Linked DNA regions of Homo sapiens: region 2 is linked to region 1. Evidence: read pairs that join two places in POLR2A ChIA-PET (ENCODE). Cell type or tissue: CD4-positive, alpha-beta T cell. All regions are shown on one strand. Links, peaks and the distances in the headings refer to the core of each region. The heading gives the core; the rest is flanking DNA.

Region 1 (8,332 bases), core at 2,232-7,231:
GGAAAATGGGAGTCTGCACAGTCTCAGGAGTTGGACCTGCTACCCGAAGCCTAGTGGAGATGTAGGTGGGGGTGTGTGGGTGCTGAGCCTCTGCCTCCAAGGCTTCTCGGCCCAGTAGGAACTGAAGGTGAGGCTACAGACACTGGAACAGTTGTGGTGGTGCCAGGCCGGTGGTCCATGGGTTAACTTTGGGAGCACAGCTGGGGTGATGATGGTGAGAAAAGGAACCCCACAGCAGTAAACGCCATATGCAAAGGGCTGTCCGTGGGCAGTGCTGCAGACTGCGACCCTGCCCATCCCTTCTCGTGTGCATAGTAAACACACCCCACAGCAATGCTTAAGCACACCTGAGAATGGCCCTGTGTGGCAGACGCACCTGAGTGTGGTTCAGAGTTCCCAGCTAAGGAATCTCAGAGATTCATTCCTTATTTTTGAGGAACATCTGGGTCCTTAGCCCTGTCCCATGGAATGCTGGTGGTATAAGGGATCCTGGCCTTTTGCTTTCAGTTAAATGAAGGTTGCCAGGGGGAGGATGTTAAGTGAAAATGCCATATAAACTGCATGCTTTTTGCAAGTGGTTCTCCTGCCCAGCCCACCGCCCCTGGACTCTCCCCGGTATGTAAGCCCCCAGTAAAACCCTACATCTTGTTTGCTGGCTCTTAGTCTCTTCTTCGGCCTCTTGAACCTGGTGCCGTCCCCATTGGAGTCAGTAGGGGTTTGGCACAATACTGTGCTCTCCCGTGCCTCAGCCTCCTCATCAGGCTATGGGCCACTTTGAGACAGAACTAGCCTTCGAAGGGAGCAGTGCAGGCAGCACCCCACGTGGGCTGTGAGGCAGCTGGGCTTCACAGAGTTCCTGGTAGCATTCGAGGCTCTTCCTGTCAGCCCTGCAGCCTGGAGCTGAGACAGTATCCTTTTCAGTTGGGGTCCCACTATGAGCATCTGTTTGTCATTGGTGGTGGCCGTGCACTGTAATTCTCTTCTGCGAAGTGATAGTTGTTGTGACTTGCTATTTCTGTGCCCTGTGTGGCCAGTGGAGCCCCACATGTTCCCTGAAGAGCCCTGGCCCTTTCATACAACTGGACTTGGATCCTCCCACGCACACAGTAGGTTGTCCAGTTCCTTCATACTCCTCCAGCCTGGGTGACAGAGTGAGACTCCGTCTCAAAAAAAAAAAAAAAAAAAAAAAAGAACCCTCACGTCCTTGTTAGTATAGTGGGAAAAAAAGAAGAATAACCCTTGTGGACTCACCTGGGGCCAGGCTAGAGCTGATACTTTTTTTTTTTTTGAGACAGAGTCTCGCTCTATCACCGAGGCTGTGGTGCAATGGTGCAATCTCAGCTCACTGCAAGCTCCGCCTCCCGGGTTCATGCCACTCTCCTGCCTCAGCCTCCTGAGTAGCTGGGACTACAGGTGCCCGCCACCACGCCCGGCTTTCTTTTTGTATTTTTAGTAGAGAGGGGGTTTCACCGTGTTAGCCAGGATGGTCTAGATCTCCTGACCTCATGATCCTCCCACCTCGGCCTCCCAGAGTGCTGGGATTACAGGTGTGAGCCACTGTGCCTGGCCTAGAGCTGATATCTTCACCACATCTCATGGGATGAGTTGTGTTGTGTTGCTCCCACCATAGTTGAGGAAGCCCCAGCCAAGAGAGGTGCTTTCCCCATGAGTTACTTGCCAAGCCCATTGTTGCAGGTGTTGGATCAGAGGGTGTGGATGTTGTAGAAATATCTCACTGTGGATCCTCAGCTTTACAAGTTCACCAGCACTTTATACAAATCCGTGCCTCCCTAAGCCCTAGCTAGCTTGGGGCATTCATAGTTTTTGCTATTACATTTGCAAGGATTAAAAAATAATATTTGATTAGCTGGGTGTGGTGGTATGCACCTGTAATCCCAGCTACTCAGGAGGCTGAAGCAGGAGAATCGCTTGAACTTGGGAGGTGGAGGTTGTAGTGAGCCAAGATTGCACCACTGCACTCCACTTTAGGCAACAGAGCTGAGAGTCTGTCTCAAAATAATAATAATAATTTTTGAGGCTGGGTGCAGTGGCTGACGCCTGTAATCCCAGCACTTTGGGAAGCCGAGGTGAGTGGATCATGAGGTCAGGAGTTTGAGACCAGCCTGGCCAACATAGTGAAACCCCGTCTCTACTAAAAATACAAAAAATTAGCCAGGTGTGGTGGTGCATGCCTGTAATCCCAGCTACTCAGGAGGCTGAGGCAGGAGAATCACTTGAACTCAGAAGGTAAAAGTTGCAGTGAGCTGAGATGGCGCCATTGCACTGCAGCCTGGGTGACAGGGCAAGACTCCGTCTCAGAAAAAATAAATAGGCGGGCGCGGTGGCTCAGGCCTGAAATCCCAGCACTTTGGGAGGCCAAGGTGGGTGGATCATGAGGTCAAGAGATCGAGACCAGCCTGGCCAACATGGTGAAACCCCGTCTCTACTAAAAATACAAAAAATTAGCTGGGTGTGGTGGCGGATGCCTGTAGTCCCAGCTACTCGGGAGGGTGAGGCAGGAGAATCTCTTGAGCTGGGGAGGCAGAGGTTGCAGTGAGCTGAGATTGCACCACTACACTCCAGCCTGGCGACAGAGCGAGACTCCGTCTCAAAAAATAAAATAAAAATAAATAAATAAATAAATTTAAATAATAATATAATTTTTGGCTGGGTGCAGTGGCTCATGCTTGTAATCCTAGCACTTTGGGAGGCCAGGGTCGGAGGACCACTTCACCCTAGGAGGTCAAGATCAGCCTGGGCAACATAGTGAGACCACGTCTCTAGAAAAAAAATTAAAAGTAAAAAAATTAGCCAGGAGTGGTATTGTGCACCTTTAGTCCTAGCTACTGGGCAGGCTGAGGCAGGAGGATGGCTTAAGCCCAGGAGTTTGAGGTAACAGTGAGCTATCATTGTGCTGCTGCACTCCATCCAGCCTGGGCAACAGAGGCAGGACCCTGTCTCTAAAATAAATAAAAATTTTAAAACTTTTTCTTATTCCCCCACTAGACTACAGATCTATGAAGTGTTTTTTATTCAATATATCACACACGTTATTCCTTTTCTCTTTTACTTTCCAAACAATTTTATTTAAAAAAAACCTGCAGTACAGTATTAAAAAGCAATACATTCAGCAGGAGTGACAACCAACAGAAACAAAGGGAGGAGGGTACGGAATACCAGGGACCCTACCTCAACTGATCCTCAGGGCTGGAGGCCAGGGGCAGACTGGGAGGAGCACGGGTGGTGGGGAAGGGAGAAAAGGGCACCCACCAAAATGAACAGGCAGAACAAAACATTTATATAGGAAATGTCTAGTTGAACTTGAGGATCTTGGGGAGACGGAAAAGCACCTTTTTTTTTTTTTTCCAAAAATATCCTGGACTATCAGGGAGGGTTGGCCTCCTGGGGCGAAATGAGCAGGCAGAGCCCTACCCTACACTCTACTATTGTGGAGGGGATGTGCTGGGGGCTGGTGACACACATTTTATTCTTCTTTTTTTTTTTTTTTTTTTTTGAGATGGAGTCTCACTCTTGTTGCCTAGGCTGGAGTGCAGTGGCACTATCTTGGCTCACTGCAAACTCCGCCTCCCGGAACCAAGTGATTCTCCTGCCTCAGCCTCCTGAGTAGCTGGGATTACAGGCACACACTACCACACCTGACTAATTTTTGTATTTTTAGTAGAGACGGGGTTTCACCATCTTGACCAGGCTGGTCTTGAACTCTTGACCTCGTGATCCACCCACGTCGGCCTCCCAAAGTGCTGGGGTTACAGGTGTGAGCCACTGCACCCTTTTTTTTTTTTTTTTTTGAGACGTAGTCTCACTCTGTCACCCAGGCTGGAGTACAGTTGCACAATCTGGGCTCACTGCAACCTCTGCCTCCCAGGTTCAAGTGATGCTCCTGTCTCAGCCTCCTGAGTAGGTGGGATTACAGGCATGTGCCACCAGGCTCAGCTAATTTTTGCATTTTTTTGGTAGAGATGGGGTTTCACTATGTTGGCCAGGCTGGTCTCGAACTCCTGACCTCAGGTGATCTGCCCGCCTTGGCCTCCCAACGTGCTGGGATGACAGGCGTGAGCCACCACACCCAGCGTATTCTTAATTTCATTCTATAAGTCTTTCTGTTTCTCCTGTCCCAAGCTGCTGTAATTAGCATAGGCTTGTAATATATATATATATATATATATATATATATATATATATTTTTTTTTTTTTTTTTTTTTTCTTTTTCTTTCTCTCTTTTTTTTTTTTTTTTTTTTTTTTTGAGAAGGAGTCTCTCTCTGTTGTCCAAGCTGGAGTGCAGTGGCTTGATCTCAGTTCACCGCAACCTCTGCCTCCCAAGTTGAAGCGATTCCCCCACCTCAGCCTCCTGAGTAGCTGGGATTATAGGTGTATGCCGCCACTCCTGGCTAATTTTTGTATTTTTAGTAGAGATGGAGTTTCACCATGTTGGCCGGGCTGGTCTCGAACCCCTGACCTCAGGTGATCCACCTGCCTCGGCCTCCCAAAGTGCTGGGATTACAGGTGTGAGCCACTGCACCTGGCGGAATTCCTACTCTTTACTTTTATTTCAAAACCTTCTTAGCTAGTCATGTGTCAGAACTCTTTCCCATTTATGTCTTTTCCCCCCAAAATTGCTGGTTAGGTATAGAAGTAAAAGGTGGTGGAGGGCACCATGCTTTCTTTATATTCTTATGGGTGGCTGCTAGTGTGGGGACTGGTTTTTTTGTTTTTTTTTTTCTTTTTTGAGATAGGGTCTCGCTCTGTCACCCAGGCTGGAGTGCAGTGGCACCATCATCGCTCACTGCACCCTTGACCTCCTAGGCTCAAGTGATCCCCCCCAGTAGCTGGGGCTGCAGGCATGCACCATCATGCCTTGCTAATTAAAAAAAACATATTTTCTTTTGTAGAGTTGGGATCTTACTGTGTTACCCAGGCTGGTCTCGAACTCCTGGGCTTAAGCGATCGTCTTGCTTCAGCTTCCCAAAGTGCTGGGATTATAGGAGTGATTCACTGTCCTAGGAAGGATTGTTTCTTTCTTTCTTTCTTCCTTTTTTTTTTTTTTTTTTTTTTTTTTTGAGATGGAGTCTAGCTCTGTCTCCCAGGCTGGAGTGCAGTGGCGCAATCTCGGCTCACTGCAAGCTCCGCCTCCCAGGTTCACGCCATTCTCCTGCCTCAGCCTCCTGAGTAGCTGGGACTACAGGCGCCCGCCACCACGCCTGGCTAATTTTTTTTTTTTTGTATTTTTTAGTACAGACGAGGTTTCACCGTGTTACCCAGGATGGTCTCGATCTCTTGACCTCGTGATCCGCCCCCCCCTTAGCCTCCCAGAGTGCTGGGATTACAGGCGTGAGCCACTGTGCCCGGCCCCAGGAAGGATTCTTGAAGTATCGGTGGATGCCCTCATGGGAGGACCAGTGACTCTCACGAAAAGCAGCCTTTGTTGTCCAAGTGAATAAATAATGCCTTTCATGTAAGCATGTGAGAAATACAGGCAGATGCTGTAGCGATGGCTCAGATGGTGACGTTTCTTACAGACTTTACCAAGTCCACGGTTTCTTCTCATCCTGCCTTTTCCTGGATGCCCGTGTTAAGTTCCCCGCTCCCACCCCTAATGACAGATGACTTCTCCCACCGACTTTCCGTATCCGACATTATGCTCTCGGGTTTGATGGTTCAAGATGACTTTTTCTCTATGAATGAATAAGTCAATGATGATTAACAGTGGTGGTAATGAGAGGTACCTCCTCACACAGATCCCTCTCTGCCTTGCTAGAACTTGCCTTACCCTGGTGAGGGTGCTCTGAAAAGGCATGGACGTGGCTGCTGGTCCTGCCTCTGGACCCACAGTGACTAGGGTCTCTCTGTTTTCTGACATGTCCAGGGAGGGCTGGGCAGAGCCTCATGGGTTAGAGGTGTGGGTCACGTCTCTGCTGTCCATGCTGGGAGTGAGTCATTGACAAGAGGGCCATGGAGAGGGCCTTTTCGGAAGGGCGGTTGGAAGGAACCTTCTGGAAGGGTGGCGTGGTGATCGTAGCCTGAGAGGCTGGATATGAGGAAATAGCAGGTGTGGCAGGAGGGGGATTCTTAGGGCCCATCTGGTGCTGGGGAGTAGGACTGACAGACCTGGTCCAGACAGGCCAGCAGGAAGTCAAGACTGAAGAGAGGGTTCCAGAGACCTGGGGAGGGGTCAAAAAGTGAGATAAGTGGGGCACCCACAGAAGGAGAGATGGTCTTGGAGCTCACAAGCAGCGGCGGGCACCAATGTCTGTGCAGTCATGTTCAGACACTGTTGGTGTTGCCGAGACCACGGAAAACACAAGCCCTGTGTGAAAGTGAACTGACCCCCACACCATGCCCAGTGCCCTTTGGCATCTGCTGTAGTAGGAGGAGGCTGCAGCCTGTGCAAACCCCAGGAAGGGGCTCGATTCTTGCAGATGGCACCAACTACAGAGGAATGGAGCTGGTGATGGACACTGGTAGGCAGGACTTCTCAAGTATGGTTCCAGGTGATAAACGGGGCTGTGTGGATGAACATCTATTAATGTAGACATTATCTATTTTAAGGTGACTTGAAATACTGTTTATTTTATTATTGCAAGATGTGGAAATTTACTTTAAAATAAATGTATGGGGCCGGGAGTGGTGGCTCACGCCTGTAATCCCAACACTTTGGTAAGGTGAGGCAGACAGATCCCTTGAGGCCAGGAGTTTGAGACCAGCCCGGCCAACAGGGCAAAACCCCATCTCTACTAAAAATATAAAAATTAGCCGGGCGTGGTGGCCTGTGCTTGTAATCCCAGCTACTTGGGAGTCTGAGGCAGGAGAATTGCTTGAATCTGGGAGGTGGAAGTCGCGCTGAGCCAAGATCATGCCACTGCACTCCAGCCTGGGCGACACAGCAAGACTCTGTCTCAAAAAAAATAAAAATAGGCATTTCTCTTTTTTTGAGACAGAGTCTTGCTCTGTTGCTCAGGATGGAGTGCAGTGGCATGATCTCAGCTCACTGCAACCTCCACCTCCCAGGTTCAAGCGATTCTCCTGCCTCAGCCTCCTGAGTAGCTGGGATTGCAGGCGTCCACCACCACGCCTGGCTAATTTTTTTATTTTTAGTAGAGATGGGGTTTCACCATGTTGGCCAGGATGGTCTCGATCTCCTGACCTCGTGATCCACCCGCCTCGACCTCCCAAAGTGCTGGGATTACAGGCGTGAGCCACTGCGCTTGGCCTAATTTTTGTATTTTTTTTTTCCAAGATGGAGTCTTGCTCTGTCACGCAGGCTAGGGTGCAGTGGCATGATCTCGGCTCACTGCAACTTCCGCCTCCCGGGTTCAAGCAATTCTCCTGCCTCAGCCTCCCAAGTAGCTGGGATTACAGGCACGTGCCACCATGCCCGGCTAATTTTTGTATTTTTAGCGGAAATGAGTTTTTGCCCTGTTGGCCAGGCTGGTCTCAAATTATAGATCTTGGGTGATCCGACCACCTCGGGTGATCCGACTGCCTCGGCCTTTCAAAGTGCTGGGATTACAGGTGTGAGCCACTATGCCCGCCAAGAGCTCCATGTTTTAAAAGGGATCATGTAGCTAGATCAGCCCCCCCACACCCCCAGATAATCATATAGTCTATTTTAAGTTCAACTATGGGGCCAGGTATGGTGGCTCATGCCTATAATCTGAGAGCTTTGGAAGGCTGAGGCAGGAGGATGACTTGAGGCCAGAAATTTGAGACCATCCTGGACAGCACAGCAAGACTCTGTCTCAAAAAAAAAAAAAAAAAAAAAAGGCGAGGTCTGGTGGCACGTGCCTGTTGTCCTAGCTACTGGGGAGGCTGAAGTGGGAGGGTCACTTGAGCCCAGGAGTTCTAGGTTGCAGGGAGCTATGACTCTACCACTTTGCTCCAGCCTGGGTGACAGAGTGAGATTGTCTCAAGAAAACAAAACTACGGCTGGTGCGGTGGCTCATGCCTGTAATCCCAGCACTTTGAGAGGCCAAGGCCAGGAGTTCAAGACCAGCCTGGCCAACATGGTGAAACCCCACCTCTGCTAAAAATACAAAAATTAGCCAGGCGTGGTGGCGTGGGCCTGTACTCCAGCTTCTTGGGAGGCTGAGGCACAAGAATTGCTTGAACCTGGGAGGCGGAGGTTGCAGTCAGCCGAGATCGCGCCACCACACTCCAGTTTGAGTGACAGCAAGACTGTCAAAAAGAAAAAAGGGCAACCATGCCATGTGACACAATCATATCACAGGATTGGTAGCGTAACTGCCCAGTGGGTTCACCTTTCCTGCTGCCTGGACACAGCTGATTTCTCAAGACGGGGGAATTACAGTAGAGA
Region 2 (16,216 bases), core at 6,664-11,663, 270 kb after region 1:
TGTGTTCGCGACTAGCATTGTGGCTTAGGGAGTTGCTTCCCGCGGCTCTGCTCCTTGCAGCGCCTGTCCCCTCCCCCTTAAACGGGCCACGCTGGTTCTCATCCAGCAACCGAAGCCGAGACTGTGGAGGCGGCGGTCGGCGTCCAGGGCGGGACTAGCGCCTATGGGGCTCGGCGCTGTCATCTCGGGTGCCTTCCCGGCGCCTTGCCCTGCTGGGGAGAGAGACCAAGACTGAGCCATGAGAACAGTCCAAGGCCGTTAACCGGGAGCTCAGGGGCAAGGGCGCCCGCCAACATCTGCGCCTGTGGCAGGGACTCAGGGACAGCCTGGGCGTGGGGACGCGTCCTAGTGATAGAAACAAAGCCCCGGGAGTGCCCTGCTTGGAGCATTCCGAGTGGAAGGTGGAAGCACGCTAACTGGAGGCGATTCGTCCTAGGTGATCGCTCAGTCGAGCCTATTTGGCTTTCTGTGGTAGCTCCTAAGTGGGACAGGGAAAAAAATAGGGAGGCTGGCAGTGACCAAGTTCTGTTTTGTACCTATTGCTGCAGAAGTTGTGGGACAGAGTTCTGTTATTATAAATGGTCTGATGTTCAGTCTCAGTGCGTTGTGGGGCTCAATGTCTGAGACCCACCACCGCCTGACCCGTCCTGGCTCTTCAATGAGGGAGACCACAGGAAACTTTCCTACGAAGGCCAGGTAGGCGGGAACCACTGTGGCTCAGGCACCCTCAGCTCCTGGACTGTGCTTTTGTGTCTGGGGTGCATCTGTGACTAGCCTTCCTTGGCTTGACTGTTTTGTAGCTGACCTTGTCGATAGCTTTACCCAACAGTCATCATCTTTTTACTTGCTTATTTTCATACCTGGCTAGCACGACCCTGCAATTTTTAGATTCTTCCGGGAAATCTAGAATCTAACTCCCTAAGGGAGGATCTTGATGGATTCTAAGCTAATCAGAATGGACTCAAGCTTCTTGCTGTGTGAATTAGGCAAGGATATTCTGGCCAAGGAGAAATAAGGCTGCTAGGGGTTTCCTGGGAAGGTTCCCTCAGTCTTTTTTTTTTTTTTTTTTTTTTTTTTTTTTTGTGAGACGGAGTCTCGCTCTGTCCACCAGGCTGGAGTGCAGTGGTACGATCTAGGCCCACGGCACTCTCCGCCTTCCGGGTTCACGCCTTTCTCCTGCCTCAGCCTCCCGAGTAGCTGGGACTACAGGCGCCCGCCACCACGCCCGGCTAATTTTTTGTAATTTTTCTTTTTTAGTAGAGACGGTGTTTCTCCCTGTTAGCCAGGATGGTCTCGATCTCCTGACCTCATGATCCACCCGCCTCGGCCTCCCAAAGTGCTGGCATTACAGGCATGAGCCACCGCTCCCGGCCGGTTCCCTCAGTCTTAAAAGTGGACATAAGATAGCAATGTGTCTTCTTTTGCCCCTGGACCGTGATGTCTGTATGTGATGTGTAGGACAATTACAAGCACACTGGCACCATGAGGAAGCCACCCCAGGAGGTAAAGGCAACATGCTGAGAATGGCACAGCAGAAAAATGGAAAGAACCAGTATCCATGATGGAATGAATCCTCTTTGTGCCACTGAATCAACATTGCCTATGCTCACCTCAGGGACTTTTCATTATGAGATAATAAATGATCTTGTTTGTTTTTATTATAGAAAATTTCAGGCCAGGAGTGGTGGCTCACGCCTGTAATCCCAGCACTTTGGGAGGCTGAGGCAGGCCGATCACGAAGTCAGGAGATCGAGACCATCCTGGTTAACATGGTGAAACCCCGTCTCTACAAAAAATACAAAAAATTAGCCGGGCGTGGTGGCGGGAGCCTGTAGTCCCAGCTCCTTGGGAGGCTGAGGCAGGAGAATGGCCCTGAACCCAGGAGGCGGAGCTTGCAGTGAGCCAAGATCACGCCACTGCACTCTAGCCTGGGCAACAGAGGGAGACTCCGTCTCAAAAAAAAAAAAAGTTCAAGTAAATAAGAACTTTGATGTTACATTTCTGTTTACTGTTTCCATGTCTGTATCAATAATGGAGTCGTCTGAGGAACAACTTTCCCTACATCAGTGTTTATATTATTCAGTTTTAGGCTTAGTGCTTAAGCTTAGTGATCGCCTTTTGTAGGATTGTGTCATAAGAGCAAAGAATGACCATATATTGTTACATTAAAAATGTTACCTTTGGCTGGGCACAGTGGCTTATGCCTGTAATTCCAGCACTTTGGGAGGCTGAGACAGGTGAATCACCTGAGGTCATGAGTGCAAGGTCAGCCTGGCCAACATGGCGAAACCCTGTCTCTACTAAAAATACAAAAACTAGCCAGGTGTGGTGGTGGGCACCTGTAATCCCAGCTACTCAGGAGGCTGAGACAGGAGAATGGCTTGAGCCCAGGAGGTGGAGGTTGCAGTGAGCCGAGATGGTGCCACTGCACTCCTCCAGCCTGCCTCTGACTCAAAAAAAAAAAAAAAAAAAGTTACTTTTACCTTGATGTCTAAATAAAAGGGAAGAAAATCTTTTAAAAGTTATGGCTGGGCACAATGCCTCACACCTGTAACCCCAGAACTTTGGGAGGCTGAGGTTGGAAGATCACTTGAGACCAAGAGGTTGAGGCTGCAGGGAGTGATGATCTTGCCACTATACTCCAGCCTGGATGACAGAGTGAAACCCTGTCTCAATTTAAAAAGTTCATTGGCCAGGTGCGGTCGCTCACGCCTGTAATCCCAGCACTTTGGGAGGCCAAGGCAGGTGGATCACGAGGTCAGAAGATCGAGACCATCCTGGCTAACATGGTGAAACCCCGTCGCCACTAAAAAATACAAAAAATTAGGCCGGGCACGGTGGCTCACGCCTGTAATCCTAGCACTTTGGGAGGCCGAGGCGGGCGGATCACTTGAGGTCAGGAGTTCAAAACCAGCTTGGCCATCATGGTGAAACCCCGTCTCTACTAAAAATACAAAAAAATTAGCTGGGCATGGTGGTGTGTGTCTGTAATCCCTGCTACTCGGGAGGCTGAGGCAGGAGAATAGCTTGAACCCGGGAGGTGGAGGTTGCAGTGAGCTGAGATTGTGTCACCACACTCCAGCCTGGGCAACAGGGAGACTCCATCTCAAAAAAAAAATACAAAAAATTAGCCGGGCATGGTGGCGGGCACCTGTAGTCCCAGCTACTTGGGAGGCTGAGGCAGGAGAATGACGTGAACCCAGGAGGCGGAGCTTGCAGTGAGCCGAGATCACGCCACTGCACTCCAGCCTGGGCAACAGAGCGAGACTCCATCTCAAAAATAAAATAAAATAAATAAAAAGTTCATTAACAGTTTGACTCAAGAATGAGTTATCTGGTGCCTGACATGATTAGAATGCTGCCTGAAAGGCCTTTCTGCACTGATTATATGCATACAGTTTCTCTCTATTATGAATGATCTGGTGTTCCATAAGGTCAGATAGTCTCCTGAAGGCTTTTTCACATTTAGACATTCATGTTGGCTTTTGCCCATATGAATTTTTTGGTGCATACACAATAATAATTCTGTCTGAAAGTTTTTCCACGTTGACTACATTTATAGGCTTCTCTCCAGAATGAGTTATTTGCTGTTCAATAAGGTGAGAATTCTTGCTGCGGGATTTTCCACACCAGTGACATTCATGAGGTTTCTCTCTAATGTGAAATCTCTGATGCCATATAAGTAATCAGCTCCAGCTGATTTCCTACACTCAGGACACTCGCAGTTTCTCACCGGTATGATTTATCTGATGAGCAACAAGTGAGAACTCTAACTGAACCATTTCCAACACTGATTACAGTCACGAAGCTTCTTTCCAGTATGAGTTATTTTATGTGCAACAAGGCCAGAGCTGTATAGAAAGATTTCCTACCTTGACTACATTCATAAGGCTTCTCTCTATTACACTTTCCCTGATGCCAATTAAAATCAAGGATGTCACTGAAATATTTCTCACATTGATTACATGGAATTGTTTTTCTTCAGTATGAGTTTTCTATTGCCCAATTAGATGAGATCTCCTGCTGAAAGCTCTCTGACGTTCCCGATGTTCCCAGAGTCTTCAGTATACGTCTAACAAGGTGGGAGCACCAGGCTGAAAAACTTTCCACATTGATTACATTCATAAATTTTCTATCTGGTATAAGTTGTGATGTGCAACTAGGTGAGAGCTCCATCAAAAAGATTTACCATGTTGAATACATCCATGGGGTTTCTCTCCAGGATGAGTCCTCCCCCTTTGAGAAAGGCAAGAGCTATAAAAGAAGTTTTTCTCAAATTTATTATAATCACATGAATTATTTTATTTTTTTTTTTGAGTCTTGCTTTGTTGCCCAGGCTGTAGTGCAGTGGTGCGATCTCTGCTCACTGCAAGTTCCGCCTCCTGGGTTCATGCCACTCTCCTGCTTCAGCCTCTGGAGTAGCTGGGATTACAGACCCCCGCCACTATGCCTGGCTAATTTTGTTTTTGTATTTTTAGTACAGATGGAATTTCACCGTGTTAGCCAGGATGGTCTCGATCTCCTGACCTCGTGATCCGCCCACCTCGGCCTCCCAAAGTGCTGAGATTACAGGCGGGAGCCACCGTGCCTGGCCAAATTATTTTATCTTTTAAGATTCTCTGGTGTACATTTAGGGATATACTGGGGGTTGTTTTTTGTTTTTTCCTTTTGGCCAGTAGAGATCTAGTGTTGTTCAAGTTGTCTATATTTACTATAGTTATAAAATTTTCCTCCTGTATGACTTTTCTTCTGAATATTAAAGGGTAAAACATGGCAGAAATAAAGATTATTGTTGGCATGCTTATACAGTTTATCTTTTGTTTGCTTTCTTATTAGATGATTAAGGTGAAGCTCTGACAGAAAGTTGGTACACACTCATTTTTGCACAATTTTTCACTTCCATAATTTTTTTTTTTGAGACAGAGTCTCGTTCTGTCGCCCAGGCTGGAGTGCAGTGGTGCGATCTTGGCTCACTGCAACCTCTGCCTCCCAGGTTCAAGCAATTCTCCTTCCTCAGCCTCCTGAGTAGCTGGGATTATGGGCGCGCACCACCACGCCCTGCTAATTTTTGTACTTTTAGTAGAGTCGGGGTTTCACTATGTTGATCAGCTGGTCTCGAATCCCTGACCTCGTGATCTGCCAGCCTCGGCCTCCCAAAGTGCTGGGATTACCGGCATGAGCCACCGTGCCCGACTATAATTTTTCTAATGATTATTGAAATAAACTTATTTTTCAAACTTTTATTCTGTGAGCCAGGTTTATGGAAATATTATAGTATGAATTATCTGGAGTGGAAAAAAGTTGGAACTCAGGAAATAACAGAAAATTCAAATAGAAGATGACATAGACTCCCATCCTGAAATTAAATCTTATGTTTTCATTTTTGGATGACTCTCGTTTTTGCCCAAGTGCATGCTCACTTTTACATGTCTAGAAAAACTTCATACCTTGTGGCTGGGCTCAGTAGCTCACGCCTGTAATTCCAGCACTTTGAGAGGCTGAAGTGGGCAGACCACAAGGTCAGGAGTTCAAGACCAGCCTGACCAACGCGGTGAAACCCTGTCTCTACTAAAAATACAACAATTAGCCAGGCATGGTGGCGGGAGGCTCAGCTACTCGGGAGGCTGAGGCAGGAGAATTGATTGAATCTGGGAGGCAGAGGTTGCAGTGAGCCAAGGTCATGCCATTGCATTCCAGCCTGGGCAACAGGGCAAGACTGTCTAAAAAAAAAAAAAAAAAAAGAAAAAGAAAAAAAAAAACTTCATACATTGAACCTTACATTCATATTTTCTCTTAACTAATTATAGCAGACATCACTTTCAATTTGCTCCAGCCTACTTCTTCCCCCTCATCTGCACCTCTTTCAGTGTAAAATCCTAGCATTCACCTCCCACACTCTTCTCTATTTCCAAACACAACATAAACAATACTGTAGTAAACACCCCCGGACACCCAGAATTAGTGCCTTCATTTCTATAGGTCAGAGCCCCTCCAGTGGGACTGCACAAGTTGAAGGATAAGTGTATTTTTGATTCTCTTAGGTATTACCAAATTACTTTCCAAAGTGAGAATAATAGTCCCTATTCTTTCCAGCATTGGGTATTATCCTTTGTATTTTGCCAGTATTTTGGGTAAAAGTAACATTTTGTGTAATTTGTATTCCCTAGCTACTTGTGATTTCAGGATCTTTACATATTCTTACTGGTTATTTGAGGTTTTGTTTTCTGTGTTTTGTCTAATTAATATTTTTTTCTTTTTTGGCACTTTATAGGCGTTCATGATAGTTTATCAATGTTAATCTCGTCTGTCATTTGTGTAACAAATATTTTTCTCAATACATAGTTTATTCTCTTTTTAAATTTATGGTATCTATTTTAGCATACAAAAAATTCTTTTTAGGCCAGATGCAGTGGCTCATGCTTGTAATCTCAGCACTTTGGGAAGCTCAGGCAAGAGAATCACTTGAGGCCAGTTCAAGACAGCCTGGCCAACATGGCAAAATCCATCTCTACTAAAAATACAATCATCAGCCAGGCCTGGCGGTGCATGCCTGTAATCCCAGCGACTCAGGCGGGTGAGGCATGAGAATCGTTTGAACTCAGGAGGCAGAGGTTGCAGTGAGCCGAGATTGCACCACTGCACTCCAGCCTAGGTGACAGAACAAGACTTTGTCTCGAAAAAAAAAAAAATTCTTTTTATGTAAAGTATGTTGTCTACTCTTCCTTTATGAATAGATCTGAGTTTTTTGTCTTGCTTTAAAAAGTATTGCAAGCCACAGATTTTATGTTTATGTAGTCTTCTAAATTTTCTTTTGCACTTTTTAAAACATGCAAATCTGGCCAGGTGCGGTGACTCAAGCCTGTAATCCCAGCACTTTAGGAAGCCAGGGCGGGTGGATAGCTTGAGGTCAGGAGTTTGAGAACAGCCTGGCCAACATGGTGAGACCCTGTCTCTACTAAAAATACAAAAATTAGCCAGGGCATTATGCCACGCGCCTGTAATCCCAGCTACTAGTGGGGCTGAGCGGGGAGAATCGCTTGAACCTGGGAGGCAGAGGTTGCAGTGAGCCAAGATCTCGGCACTGCATTCCAGCCTGGGTGACAGAGCAAGACTCCATCTCAAAATATAAAAAAAATTTTAAAAACATACAAATCATTAGTCTATTAGGAATTACTTTTGTTTGAGGTCTGATGCAGGCATCAGCTTACTGGGAAAGCTAGAATTCTCCCAAAATCACTTTTCAAATAAGCTATCATTTTTCTTCCACACATCCATTTGTCAATTCTTATAATAATACCATTCTGTAGCCGGGAGTGGTGGCGGACGCCTGTAATCCCAACTACTGGGGACGCTGAGGCAGGAGAATCGCTTGAATCCGGGAGGCGGGGGTTGTAGTGAGCCAAGATCGCGCCATTGCACTCCAGCCTGGGTGAGGGAGTGAGACTCCGTGTCAAAAAAATAAATCAATAGGCCGGGCACGGTGGCTCACTCCTGTAATCCCAGCACTTTGGGAGGCCGAGGCGGGTGGATCACGAGGTCAGGAGATCGAGACCATCCTGGCTAACACAGTGAAACCCCGTCTCTACTAAAAATACAAAAAATTAGCTGGGCATAGTGGCGGGCACCTGTAGTCCCAGCTACTCGGGAGGCTGAGGCAGGAGAATGGCGTGAACCCGGGAGGCAGAGCTTGCAGTGAGCCGAGATCGTGCCACTGCACTCCAGCCTGGGCGACAGAGCGAGACTCCGTCTCAAAAATAAATACATAAACAAACAAATAAATAATAATATAATACCATTCTGTTGAGATTATAATGACATTTTAATATCAAGCAAGGCCGGTTCCTTGACTGTTATTTTGATTATAATTTTCTTGGCTGTCAGACTGTCATAAGCATTTATTTTTCCTTTTGATCTTTTAAATCATTTTCTTTTTTTTTTTTTTTTTTTTTTGTGAGACGGAGTCTCGCTCTGTCACCCAGGCTGGAGTGCAGTGGCGCAATCTTGGCTCACTGCAAGCTCCGCCTGCCGGGTTCACGCCATTCTGCTGCCTCAGTAGCTGGGACTACAGGCGCCCACCACCACGCCCAGCTAATTTTTTGTATTTTTTGTATTTTTAGTAGAGATGGGGTTTCACCATGTTAGCAAGGATGGTCTCGATCTCCTGACCTCGTGATCCACCTGCCTCGGCCTCCCAAAGTTCTGGGATTACAGGTGTGAGCCACCATGCCCGGCCTGAAGCATTCTTGCATTCCTGAGTTTAAATATACTGTCATCCTTTTGATAAATTGTTGAGTGTGATTTTTTTTTTGTTTTTTTTTTTGAGACGGAGTCTCACTCTTGTCGCCCAGGCTGGAGTGCAGTGACTCCATCTCAGCTCACTGCAACTTCCGCCTCCCGGGTTCAAGCAATTCTCCTGCCTCAGCCTCCTGAGTAGCTGGGATTACAGGCACCCACCACCACGCCTGGCTAATTTTTGTACTTTTAGTAGAGATGGGGTTTTGCCATGTTGGCCAGGCTGGTCTCGAACTCTTGATCTCAGGTGATCTGCCCACCTTGGCCTCCTAAAGTGCTGGGGTTACAGGCATGAGCCACCACGCTTGGCTCTTTTTTTTTTTTTTTTAAGACAGAGTGTTGCTCCATCACCTAGGCTGGACTGCAGTGTTGTGATCTTGGCTCACTGCAACCTCTGCCTCCCGGGTTCAAGCAATTCTCCTGTCTCAGCCCCCCGAGCAGCTGTGATTACAGACGTCTGCCAGCACACCCGGTTAATCTTTGTATTTTTAGTAGAGATGGCGTTTCACCATGTTGGCCAGGCTTATCTCGAACTCCTGACCTCAGGTGATCTGCCCGCGCCTCAGCCTCCCGAAGTGCTGGGATTACAGGCATGAGCCACTGTGCCTGGCCCTATGTTCTTTCATCCCTCTGAAATTTAACTTTCTGTATGGTATGATGGAGGTCTGACTTAATTTTCTTCCAGACAACTATATACTCTCCCAGCACATTTTCAGAACATTCCCTCTTTTCTGGATAACTTAAAAATGGCTGCTTTATCATATGCCACAAATGCCATCTCTACATAGCTTTGTTGCATTGCTCTGTCTCTGTCTGCTCCAGGGTCACAGTTTTAATTACTTCAGCTTAACAATACACACTTTCATTTTGGTAAGACATTCCGTACATTGTTCTTCCTGTTCAAAATTGTCTTAACTTCTGCCATTTTCCCCTTGTAGATGATGATAATGATGATGATTTTGAGATGGAGTCTCACTCACTCTGTTGTCCAGCCTGGAGTGCAGTGGCATGATCTCGGATCAGTGCAACCTCTGCCTCCTGTGTTCAAGGGATTCTCCTGCCTCAGGATTCTGAGTAGTTGGGACTACAGGTGTGCCTGGCTAATGTTTGTATTTTTGGTAGAGAACGGATTTCTCCAGGTTGCCCAGGCTGGTCTCGAACTCCTGACCTCGAGTGATCCACCCACCTCAGCCTCCCAAAGTTTTAGAATTACAGGTGTGAGCCACTGCGCTGGGCCTTTAACCAACTGTATTTAACTCACGTTTATTTTGGCAAGTAAATAACCAAAAGGCCCCACCCCCCCACCCCTCTTTTTTTGAGACAAGGTCTCCCTCTGCTGGCCAGGCTGGAGTGCAGCGGTACAATCACAGCTTACTGCAGCAGCCAACTCCTGGGCTCAAGCGATCCTCCCAAGTAGCTAGGACTACAGGTGTGTGCCACCATGCCCAGCATTTTTTTTTCCCAGATATGCAGTCTTGCTGTGTTGCCCAGGCTGATCTCGAACTCCTGGGCTCAAGCGATTCACCCGTCTGGGCCTCCCAAAGTGCTGGGATTACAGGCCTGACCCACAGGGCGCGACCCAAATGATCCCTTTTAAATCAGTTTATAAATTTTGAATTTTAACGCATGGATTTAAAAAAATTATTCAGCAGGCCGGGCGCGGTGGCTCACGCCTGTAATCCCAGCACTTTGGGAGGCTGAGGCGGGCAGATCACGAGGTCAGGAGATCCAGACCATCCTGGCTAACACGGTGAAACCCCGTCTCTACTTAAAAAAAAAAAAAAAAATTAGCAGGGCGTCGTGGCGGGCGCCTGTAGTCCCAGCTACTCCGGAGGCTGAGGCAGGAGAATGGCGTGAACCCGGCAGGCGGAGCTTGCAGCGAGCCGACATGGCGCCACTGCACTCCAGCCTGGGCGACAGAGTGAGACTCCTTATCAAAAAGTAAATAAGTAAATAATAAAAATTATTATTCAGCAAATAAGACTGAGGATCCTGGATATGGCAAAACACAAACTGGTGTAGTAAGCATCTCGATATTCCCCCTGCCGGGCGTGCCTAGAGATGCGTGGTCCCGGCAGAGCTACTCACATTTCTTTCAAGTTTCTGCTCAGGACACAGCTCGAGTCCCCCAGCACCCCTACCATCATCACCACTACCACAGCTGAGTGATGCGCAGCCCAACCCTTCACCAAGAGTCCGTGGCCAGGCCAGGCTGGGCGTCTAGGACCGGCAGGCGCTGGGCCATTCCCAAGGTGGGAACGGGATGCTTCTCACCTGTGATTGAGGACCAGGCCAGCTCAGCGCTTGTGCGCCTGAGCCTAATGAGGAGACCCGGGCGGGGCCTGGCGGTTGCACAGACCAACGGCTCCCTAGGGCCCCAATCCCCTAGGAGCCTGTGACCACCTGTCTCCAGTCTGGGCTCTCACTGTTACCGGAAAGGGAGTCCCGATCCAGATCTCAAGAGAGGGTTTGTGGATCTCATGCAAGAAAGAATTCAAGTCCAGTCCATAAAGTGAAAGCAAGTTTATTAGGAAAGTAAAGGAATAAAGAATGGCTACTCCATAGACAGAGCAGCCCCGAGGACTGCTGGTTGCCCATTTTTATGGTTATTTCTTAATGATATGCTAAACATCGGGTGGATTATTCACGCCTCCCCTTTTTAGACCATATAGGGTAACTTCCTGACGTTGCCATGGCATTTGTAACTGTCATGGCCCTGGTGAGAGTGTAGCAGCGAGGACGACCAGAGGTCACTCTCATCGCTATCTTGGTTTTGGTGGGTTTTGGGCGGCTTCTTTATTGCAAGCTGTTTTATCGGCAAGGTTTTTATGACCTGTATCTTGTACCGACCTCCTATCTCATCCTGTGACTAAGAATGCCTTAACTTACTGGGAATGTAGCCCAACCGGTCTTAGCCTTAGTTTAGAGAGTCCCTATTCAAGATGGAATTGCTCTGGTTCAAACACACCTGACACTACCCCCCAGGCCGAGGACGGGGTCCCCAGGGGCAGGCGAGCCTCCACAGATCCGGGGCCATTCATCTCTGCAGCGGCCGCAGCCAGCCGCCAGGGTGCCCTGCTCCCAGGTGTAGCCAAAATGGCCCTGAGTCTGTTTCCACCAGGCCCGGGAGCGAGAAGAGGCGCAAGACGCTGATTGGGCCAGGCACCGGCACACGCAAGTAGCGGTATGGAGGAGGCAAGAATCTGGTTGGGCAAGACAAGGAACTAACCGGGCAGGCGAGACGCTGATTGGATGAGGCAGGTTGCTTATTTGCCAAAGCGTGACTCTTACCCGGCAACGTGTGTCGCCGCTTGATCGCAGCGGTGCGGTGATTGGGTAGGTCAGTTCTGGCGGGCCGCGCGCGCGGGCTTTGGGGACGTGTCGTTTCCGGCCTCCAGCGTGAAGCCGACTGTGGGCTCTGGAATAGTCGGCGGTTGTGTGTCCTGGTGCTCGAAGCTTAGCCGGGCGACGCTTCGGGAGAGAGGCAGAACCAGCCTCCCAGAGTTGTGGGCTCGGCTGGATCGCGACTCCGCCATTAACCCCTCCGCCAACGTCCCCGCTTGTCGTCCTCCCTCGGGCCCTGGTCAGCCTCCCCAGGGCCTGCAGCCTTTGACGCACTTCGAGGTGGAGACCTGGCCTTGGAAAGTACCCGGGGAGCCACTCCGTAGCCTGTGCAATGAGGATGGACCCTCCTCACTCGGACCCATGCTGGCCATGCTGAATGGCCCCGCAAATTCTCGCGAGCTGCGAGGGAAGGTAAAATTTCGCACAGCATCAAATACCACAACCCCGAGTGTGGTTTTACACCTTAAGAAAGAAAGATCACACTATTGGAGGGTAACTTTTGTGTGGTACAAATGTCAGTTATTTTGTTTTTGGATGCACTGTAGTCCACGGAGGCATTTTTTTTTGTAAGCATTACACCCCTAGAAAAAGAATCCCAGGATTTTCCCTTTTGTGTATTTTTGTCTTGCTGCTTCGTGGTCCATGATGCCGGCTGAAGTCAGTACAATGAAACCAAACTGGCAGGATGGAAGCAGATTATTCTGCCGTTTTTCTAGAACTTTGAGTACATCAAATCTGGGGCTGATCATTCCACACTTGTTTAACATGCCTGTGAGGTTCACGACAATTTCCCCAGCTCTGTGATCATCAGTGATGTCAAATTTACCAATGTAACCATGCTTCATCATCACAATTAGAAACCGGAGAATGTCTTTGGAGCACCTCCTAGTAATAATCTGTCTTTTGCCTCTCTTCAGCATTGTTGATCCTCTTGAGAACATCAGACAGGATATTCATCCGCACCTTGACGACGGCACCAAAGGATGGTGGAAAGAGAGATTTTTAAAAAATCAAATCTTCTGTTACTTTGTATTCAGAAGAAAACTATGCAAAGATTAACATAAAATTAAAAGTATGGAAATCCAGATTTTAGTAAAACCTATTAAAATTAATCAGAGTTTGCTCAACTGGCTAGATCCAGGATACATAGTCTCTGCATTAAAAATCAGCCACAAAGGAACAAAGAGAACAAAATTACTTTTTAATCCTTCTTGGTAAATGATACAGACACTCTTGTTGAACAAATAAGTGGATGTGCTGGAATTAATTGGTCCCACTCTTTGGTTCATTCTTGAGAGGTGATATTGTAGAGTTCTGAATGGCTGAAGAGGCTGTTTTTACCAACATCCCTGGGCAAGTTCCTCAACTGCATGTGTTCTCAAAGAAGCTAACATCTTTGTAACCTCTTTTTACAATTTTTAAATTTATTTTTGAGACAAGGTCTCACTCCCACACAGGCTGGAGTGCAGAGGTGCTATCATAGCTCACTGCAGCCTCAAACTCTTAGGCTCGAGCATTCCTCCTACCTCAGCCTCCTGAGTAGCTGGGACTACAGGTGCATCACCACACCTGGCCTTTTTTTTTTTTTTTTTTTCCAGACAGGATCTTGCCATGTTCCCCAGGCTGATCTCTAACTCCTGGCCTCAGATGATCCTCCCAGAGTTCTGGGATTACAGGCGTGAGCCACTGTGCCCAGCGTCATGTACCTTTTCACTGGTGTACTGGATATATGGAACGTGGACCCTCCAGGCATTAATCTTCTTTCTGACAATCACAGACCCAGTGAGGAGCAGAGCCAGGATTTAAACTACATCTAATAATTGTGTCTAGTGGGTCAGCTCCCACATGTGCAGCCTCTCTCCCTGCCTTCCTCTTCCTGTCTTGCAAGCACAGGTGGGGATACACAGTATTTAAAGGTAAATGCTGGCATACTTGTAGACCTTTTTAACCAGAGTTGGCCACCACACTCTCCTGCCTTTCTTAACCTTGGTACTCTCCCTTCAAGAGATGGAGTTTAACCCCCTTCCCACTGAATCCGGCTGGCCTTAGTGACTGGCTTGTAAAGGATAGACTGTCCTGGGGTGACACCATGTGACCTAGGCTGGGTCAGAAAAAGCCATGCTGTTTCTGCCTAATACTGTTGGAACCCTGGCTCTTTGGATGAGAGAACCTAACACAACTGAACTCAGCCTTAGAGCCACCTCAAGCCCAGGTGCCAGCCATGAGATGAGCCATTCCATACCTTGGAATGGACCCACTGGCCTTGTACTTTGTAGTTCCAATCAGCTCTCCCATACCCTAGTATGTTCTCCCCCTTTCCTATTCCTGGGTCCCTTATTTTCCCAGACCCAGCTCAAACCATCATCTCAGTTCCTGAAGCCATCACTAAAACTTTGGACTCACCCCTCAGTCTAGGATTTGGAATCTGGGAATTTTTAGTTTACCAGGTTCTAATCTCAAGGGTCCCATTCTTTGGTTCATTCTTGAGAGGTGATATTGTAGAGTTCTGAACAGCTGAGGAGGCTGTTTTTACCAACTAACGTCCCTGGGCAAGTTCTTCAACTGTGTATGTTCTCAAAGAAGCTAACATGTGCCATATTAAAGTGCTGAAATGACTAGAAGCAACATAGCAACCACAAGCCCTGTGCCCAATGTGTGAATGGCAATAGGGCTGCTGGTGTACCACCATCATTCTCCAGGCACATGGGCTCAAGGTATCTACTCTGGTCCTGTCTCCAAGGGTTTTTCACTTCTGCAGAGAAAGGAGGTACTCTCATCCTAGATGGCACGACTGCACCTCACCCTTGTTGGCAAGACCCAAGGGTTCTAAAGAGGCTATGCAGAGTAGCACTCAACCAGTGTCTTGAACCTAAGTATTTTTGATCCAGAGTTTTATGTTAAATGTTACATGGAACTCAAGAGCAAAGGTGGAGCCTAGAACAAGGAATGGAGCGGGTCATATACTGTGGGCTATGTGACCTGGAGAAAGAATGTGAACTGTGGGCAAGTACATGCTCTAGTATTGCCAGTGTCTTTTTGCTTAACTTAGTGATGGGCTCCTGGCCAGAGCAGTTGCCTTCCTTGTGATAGTCTCTCAGGAAAAATGGAAACACAAACCAAATGAAGCTAGGCATGGTGGTGCATGCCTATAGTCCCAGCTACTTGAAAGACTGAGCCAGGAGGATCTTTGAGCCCAGGTGATCCTTTGAGCCCAGGTGTTCGAGGCTACAGTAAGCTATGATTCTACCTCTGCACTCAAACCTGGGTGACAGGATGAGATTCTGTGCGAAAAATAACAAAAGAAACATGAATATTCCCAGGAAGCCCCACACTTGCCTGGGGTTTCCAGCCCTTTGGGTTTAAATTTTCCTTACCTCCACCTAACCATATCATGACAACCCCCTAAGGAGCAGAAAGATTCAGTCATCCCAACTCACATAGTATCTTGTGCCCAAGGTGCTGCAGCCTTGCACAGAATCTTCTAGAACTATCTGATGATCTCCTTCCTTGTGTTTTAATGTTGCTTAAATATTAATCATTACTATAGAGATATTTAAGCAGGCAGGAAATACACAGGTTCTACACAGACATAGATCAATAGTTTATTTATCCACATTATCTTTTAATCCTTAATTCATACACATAAATACTGTGGTACTGTGGATGTAATATCAGTGCAGATTATTAATTACCTGGCTTTTTAAAGTTATTATATAACATTTTCAGATTTTATTAATCTCACTTTTAATGACTAAATGAGTGAACAAACAATATCAAGTGAATGGGAAATCTTTTTTCCAAATGATGTTAATAACTCCTCACTCATTTTCTTATTTATTCATTATGTGCTGGGCAGTCTCCTCAGTTGTCCTTTGGTTTTGGGAATGTCCTCACTCAATACTTCCCTTTCACATTCAGTCCTGATTCACAAGCAGGCCTGTGCATGTTATATTGCAGGGTCAAGCTGAAAAGGCAAGGTTTCTTCAACTGGCTTGAGAGCTATGAGGTAGGCTGTTTCTTCTTTCGCTTTGTCCTATTGTGGGTTCTCTGGTGCCCAATAAGGTGTGAGCTCTGGGTGAAGGCCTTTCCACATTTGTTGCATGCATATGGGCGCTCCCCGGTGTGAGTCCTCTGATGTCTGATGAGGTGGGAGCTCTGGCGGAAGGCTTTTCCACAGTCCTGACACTTGTAGGGCTTAGCGCCAGTGTGAGTCCTCAGGTGCTGGGAGATGGCTGAGCGATCATTGAAGGTCCTCCCACACTCCTGACATTCAAATGGTCTCTCTCCAGAATGAACTCTCTGATGCTGTGTGAGGGAAGAGCTCTGAACAAATCCTTTCCCACAGTCTTGACACACATAGGGCCTCTCTCCGGTATGGATTTTCTTATGCACAGAAAAGTATCTTGGGTTCCGGAATATTTTACCACATTCACTGCATCGGCAAACTTGGCTCCCCTTGTGAATTCTTATAAACGTAATCTGTTTAGTACTCCGACTGAAGGTTTTCCTACAACCATTGCCTTCCTTGGCCTTTTGCCTTTCACAGCTCTTCTGATGAATTTTTACACGTGAATTATGT

What was found. ChIA-PET counts read pairs that join two places held together with the same protein. Peaks named below come from ENCODE experiments on the same cell type or tissue, not always from the same donor. Only the 100,000 strongest peaks of a DNase experiment are listed, where the experiment ranks them.
Region 2: POLR2A ChIA-PET joins it to region 1 with 6 read pairs; 2 of 35 experiments call an interaction of 5 or more read pairs at or near these places.

What each region holds. Positions count from the first base shown.
Region 1 is chr19:58,489,560-58,497,891 of GRCh38, reverse strand. It overlaps the pseudogene RN7SL693P. Among named protein-coding and RNA genes, the nearest start is that of ZNF446, 17 kb to the right of the region's middle. RefSeq lists an enhancer at 7,867-7,926 and a silencer at 7,736-8,030. In CD4-positive, alpha-beta T cell, for the core only: no CTCF peak of the experiment used is centred there; no DNase peak of the experiment used is centred there.
Region 2 is chr19:58,212,564-58,228,779 of GRCh38, reverse strand. ZNF274 (zinc finger protein 274) reads right to left here. Exons shown (of 8, transcript NM_133502.3): 8 at 15,218-16,216. The coding sequence ends at 15,637. It overlaps LOC105372479 (a long non-coding RNA gene), which reads left to right and starts at 11,959. Exons shown (of 2, transcript XR_936125.4): 1 at 11,959-12,048; 2 at 12,555-12,746. It also overlaps the pseudogene RPS15AP36 and the pseudogene LOC100419847. In CD4-positive, alpha-beta T cell, for the core only: no CTCF peak of the experiment used is centred there; a DNase peak (open chromatin) is centred at 9,629; H3K27me3 peaks cover 536 bases.